Regions from separate parts of the Mus musculus genome. Here region 1 is linked to region 2. The links are chromatin contacts, found by POLR2A ChIA-PET in ENCODE. All regions are on one chromosome and are shown on one strand. The core of a region is the stretch at or near the end of the contact, and the rest is flanking DNA. Distances in the headings are between cores, read along the strand shown.

The links. ChIA-PET counts read pairs that join two places held with the same protein, here RNA polymerase II (POLR2A).
Region 1: POLR2A ChIA-PET joins it to region 2 with 17 read pairs in Patski. The contact joins the promoter of Ell here to the promoter of Gdf15 in region 2. POLR2A ChIA-PET finds 5 or more read pairs at or near these places in 3 of 5 experiments (Patski and embryonic stem cell).

The regions. Positions count from the first base shown.
Region 1 is chr8:70,538,266-70,541,025 of GRCm38, reverse strand. Ell (elongation factor RNA polymerase II) reads right to left here and starts at 1,351. Exons shown (of 12, transcript NM_007924.2): 1 at 1,185-1,351. The coding sequence starts at 1,319. It overlaps Gm51534 (a long non-coding RNA gene), which reads left to right and starts at 1,497. Exons shown (of 2, transcript XR_003947400.1): 1 at 1,497-1,558.
Region 2 is chr8:70,630,648-70,633,347 of GRCm38, reverse strand. Gdf15 (growth differentiation factor 15) reads left to right here and starts at 1,253. Exons shown (of 2, transcript NM_011819.3): 1 at 1,253-2,015. The coding sequence starts at 1,736. Gm34154 (a long non-coding RNA gene) reads right to left here and starts at 785. Exons shown (of 2, transcript XR_870495.2): 1 at 493-785.

The DNA of each region.
Region 1 (2,760 bases), core at 102-2,601, 92 kb after region 2:
GTTCACCTGACAGCAGTGACTCATGCTCTGGCCCAGCTGTTTCTGAGAAAAGCCCTGGTTCTCCAGGACTAGTCAGAATGGCCCAAGGGGAAAGACTACAGGTTGGAATTCTAACCAGGAAGAGTGGCTGGGCTGGTCACTCAGTGGCTGCCACCCAAATCCTCACCACCTCTTCCTTCTCACCTGCAGGGGCACTTTCTGCCCCTTTTGACAAGGGAAGAAGGACTTTTTCCAAAGAGATTCAACCTGTTCTAGGAAGGAAAAAACTAAAACCCGGGCACGGGCAGGAAGTGGCTCAAAGAAGTGAAGGGAAGACATGCAGGAAGAGGTAGGCTCCCCAGATCACTGAATGGGGAATAAATTCCTGGCTTGGCCAATGGTGCAGCACATGTCCTGGGCAGGAAGAAAACCACATTCTTTCCTAGTTACTCTCTGTTCACTCGACCGCGTCAACACCCCCCGAGCCAGCACAGGCAAACACACATCCCAGACACAGACTCAACACCCCAGTCACTTTAGTAAGATGAACCCTCAAGCCACTTCCCCTGGGGTCCTGCAACTTCTGTCTCAGTGGATGGATGCAGGGTGATACCGTGGCTTGGGTGGGGCATCAAGGTGTGACCCAGAGTGAGGCACAGGAAAGAGGGACACAGCCAGGATCCCTAACCCCACTCCCAAGCCAGGAGGCAGTACCAAAAAGCCTGGAATTTCTCCCAGATGAAGAGTGGAAAATGGAGAGACCAAGTGTGGTGGCTACAGTTGCCTCCTGCTGAGTGCCCAGGGGAGGAAGCCCCCATGGCTAACACAACCACCTCCGTCGGTGAGAAAAACACAACAGCCTTGTCCAAAATATCCAGGGAAACAGGGTTACAAGAGTGGCAGGATCTGGGGCCAGGCAGTAAGTTTCTGTCAAACTACCCCTTCTATGAGTGGATCCAAACACACCTGTCATCCCAGCACTTAAGAACCTAAGGCAGGAGGATGGCCGTCAGTTCAGGGACAACCTGAGCTACATAGAAAGGACCTATTTTTAAAAAAAGAGACAAGAGTAGAGCCAACCTGAAGGATGTCACTGGGGCTGGTCAAGGTATCGCCAGGTGTGGACGCGCGGCCTTGTCCCCCACAGGTCCCCGCAAGTGTCTCCCCACGGCGCAGCCTACCCGCCAGGACGCCGCAAAGCTCACCTGGTGGGCCCGGTAGCTTTCAAAAGCCTTCAAAGCACTGTCGGTGAGCTTCACGTGGAACACCGACACCCTGCTGCCGTCGCTCACGCGCCCACACGACAACCCGTAACTCCTAGCCTCCTTCAGCGCCGCCATCTTGCAACCATCACTCCCCCGCCCCCCTCCTCAGCGACTGCGCCCGCACGCCGGCCTGACCCGCCCCGCCCCGCCGCGCCGCCCGCCGACGTGCTGCATTATTCATGAGGCCAGCATAGCCACGCCCCACTCCGGGCGCGCGTGCCTTCTTTGACAGAGCTGAGGAACATTTTGCCTCGGGCCCGCACAGATGGCCACGCCCCCAAGCACTTACAGGCCCGCTCTCGGGACCGGAGACTGTGAGTCTTGCTGTATTATTCAAGAAGAGAGGTTAGCCACGCCTTCCCGCGCGCTCCAAACCCGCCTTCAAAAACTAACCACAGCGCAACTGGCCACTCCCTAAGGGTCTCGCGAGGCCAGTCATAGCCTTAAAACAGCTCTTCAGAGCTCTCTAAGAAACTTCCCTCCCTTGCAAACAACTCCCATGCGCGTGCGCCAGTTCACAGACAGGCTCCTCCTACCTGACGACTCCTCCTGCATTATTCATGAGACGAAGGCAGCCTCGACCCCAAGACTGCAGGAAACCCATCCTCATCCCAAACCCAGCAAAGCCCTCTCAGCCTCGCGACCTGTCGCGTGAGTGTGTTATTTATGAGAAACTGGCCGTGATCTCCGACGTGTTGGTAGACTGCCAGGCCGCGACGACGAACACGTTTGTTCGCAGTTGCCAGCCAGATCTAGATGGTCACTCATATGCAGCGAGCCCACCCCGCCCCCAGTGAAAAAAAAATCACCTTAAAGAAACATATTTAGCCACGCCTACACGCGTTGAAGCCCGCCTCCTCTACCAGCCCTATGCCACGCCCCCAAACGCCCATGGAACCCTGCGTCACCGAGGAACTGCTCCCCAAGCGCTCCGCGTTTGGCCACGCCCCCAAACTCCCGTAAAGCCCGCCTACCGACTTGCTGTATTATTCATGAAGCAGGCGTGGCCACTCCCCCACCCCGTGCTTGCTGATTTTCCCAGACCACCGCTTGCCCGCCAAACGCCCAACTGATACGCCCCCCGCAGTCGCAGGGTCTGCCCTACTTCAGTTCATGCACTGGGCTACATAGTCAGACCCCAAGCTCCCGAGGCCCTCCCCAGAAGCCTCAGCCGCTGGGCAAGCTGAGTTATTCAGGAGTTGCCGCTGCCGCGTTTCAAAAACCAATTTTCAAGGGTTTCCCACCCAACTGACTTAAGATCCCTGACCGCTTGACCGACGTGGCCTATTCCCCACCCGCTCATAAGTATAAGAGCTGACGGTTCCATCTTTCCAAGCTCCTAACCTCGCCGCTACATGTGTTACTCATGAACCCTTAACACTTGAACTTGGGCCTTTCAGCTTGATATTTATGCTTTTTTTCCGCGTTCCTTGGGTGGAGTCTAGGCACAGCTCTCCAGAGGGTCAAGTGCCAGGCCTGCTCGCACCAGGACGGAGTGGGCGTCTGTTGAGGCTTG
Region 2 (2,700 bases), core at 4-2,503:
TCCCCGTGTGGGAGTGGGCAGCTGCTCGGCCCACTCCCGAGCTCCATATCTACGAAGCCATCTGCATCCCAAGAGACTTTGGGCCGTCCCCAGCCTCAGTTTCCCCACCTGTGACCCATGATGGTCCTGTCTCAACCTCTCATCTCACGCAGCAAGACAGCTGTATCCTGATCCTTGGCCTTTGCTCTGCAGCGCAGAGAGGCTGAGAAACTTGTCCAAGGTCACATGGGACCGCGGGATAGTCCCTCAATTTGTAGCGTGCACCCCCGGCCCCCGCTGTACCCCTACCCTGACGATGTAGACCACAGCAGCCTTTCACAGAAAGAGAAACTGAGGCTCAATGGCTGGCCTGGGACCAGAAGACTGCAGTATTATCCTCTGGGATATGATTCGGAGATCAGCAGCTCGCCCAGGGCAGAGAATCCAACTCTGAGACTTAAATTTGGGGGAAAACGGTCAGAGATGAACATAATCCCAGAACCCCACTCTCACCGGCCAGGTGGCCACCATGCTGTGCCTCCTCACAGAGTGCAGATACCTCAAAACTGCCCACAGCTGCGATCCCAAGGGCGGTGCCACCTCTCTCCACATTGATCTTTAAGAGTCACCCCCGTAGGCAAAGGGTCCTGGAGCAAACAGGTAGTTCTGGGCAGTGCATCAGGGGTGGGGCTTGGATCTGAGGAGGAGTGGTCTGGAATCAGTTTGGGGAGGGTTCTGGGGGTCATCCTGGTCTTGGACAAAGGAGATGGCGGGTGAAGACTTACCATGCACCTACCTTGTCTTCACAGGGGGACATGGAGTAACCCTAGTCAGTCATTAACCTGGAGTGACCCCACAGGTCAGAGGCCACCCAGCAGTATGTAAATACTGGGAGGGACCCCAGCAGGAGCCCTTGATGACACCTGGTGCCCCTCCTTGCTCACTCCTGTCTTCCCCAGAGGCCCTAACTACAGCCACTACCCTTTCAGGGCCCAGGCTGACCGTGGATGGGGCTCCTGGCACCTTCATCCTCCTCCTCCATCTTCTATCTGAGCCTGAGACGAACTGCCCACCCCCTCCAGCCACCTGCCGCCTCCTGTTTGGAAGGAGGCCCGCAGCAGATTTCCTCTTCCCTCCATTCCCAAGAGGAACCCCTGGTCTGGGGATACTGAGGCAGGCACAGGGCAGGGCACGTGTGAGCATCCAGTCATCCTGAAAGGTAAATCTGGTTCCTGAAGCGACAACTGTTCGTACAGGGTTTTGAAGGATTGGTAGGAGTCCCACAGAGGACACCGAAGAGGTGCAGTCCCTGATTTGTCCTTATGTCCCAGCCCATTTGGGCACGGCTGTAATGTCTACTCCTGGGACACTGAGGCATAGGGGTGACTTGCCTGAACTTGCCTTTTCTAGGTTTTCCTTGGCTTCACCTTTGATGGGGGTGGAGGGAGGAGGGAGGGAGAGAGGAGGAAAGAGAGAGGGAGAGAGTCCTGGTCCCAAGAGGAAGGAAGAAGCCACTTGAACTTCAGTCTGGACTCCATCACATGTTCTGTGGGGACGATCAGCCCTCACTCAGGTCCCAGCCCGGCGGTTTCCCTCCCTCCCACCCCCTCCCCCTGCGGAGCCCTGGGATTCCCGCCCGAATTAGCCTGGTCACCCGAGTTGGCATCGCACACGGGGGCGGAGCGGACAGAGTCCAGTGGGTATAAAGGCAGCTGCAGAGGGCTTAACTCAAAGACACACTCAGGACACAAGCGACATGGCCCCGCCCGCGCTCCAGGCCCAGCCTCCAGGCGGCTCTCAACTGAGGTTCCTGCTGTTCCTGCTGCTGTTGCTGCTGCTGCTGTCATGGCCATCGCAGGGGGACGCCCTGGCAATGCCTGAACAGCGACCCTCCGGCCCTGAGTCCCAACTCAACGCCGACGAGCTACGGGGTCGCTTCCAGGACCTGCTGAGCCGGCTGCATGCCAACCAGAGCCGAGAGGACTCGAACTCAGAACCAAGTCCTGACCCAGCTGTCCGGATACTCAGTCCAGAGGGTGAGTAGCAACCAGGGACCCACTTCAGGAACACCCTCTCCAAGCTCCAACCAACACACTCAAGTCCACGAGCCCAGCCCAGCTTCCGAGACTCAGTTTCCCCTGCTGTGACCTCTGGAGCTGCCAGCAGCGGGCTCAGCCAGAGTAGGACGGATGACCGTCCCTAGACCGGAGCTGGACAAATGATGTCCAGAGAGGTCAAGGTCGCTCCTGGAGATGCACAGCACTCGAGTTGGGGAGGACATGGGGGAAGGTTAGAGGGTCCTGGAGGGAAGAGGGAGGGACAGGAGCCAGGTTGGGAGCCAAACGGAAAGAACCTGCGGGAACTGGATCGGAAATCTGACGCAATCGCTTGTAAAGAGACTGCTACAGTAACAAGTGACAGTCGCTTGGATGGGAGGGAGGAGGATCCAGGGGACTGGACTCAGCTCTGGGACCCAGCAGGGCTGAGGGCGGGCCCAGGCTGATTTGGGTCACGCCCCCTTACAAATCCGCTAGGGTTGTGTGAATCCAAGCGAACTGTAGCTCTCCCTAAAGATCTGCAAAGCTACACTTGGATGTGGTGGCGCATGTCTGCCATCCTAACTACTCCGGGGGTTGAAGCAGAATTGCCTTGAGTTCAAGGCCAGCTGGGACTACAGAGTGAGAACCTCCCCAAATTTTATTTGTAGCCCAGGTCGATTTC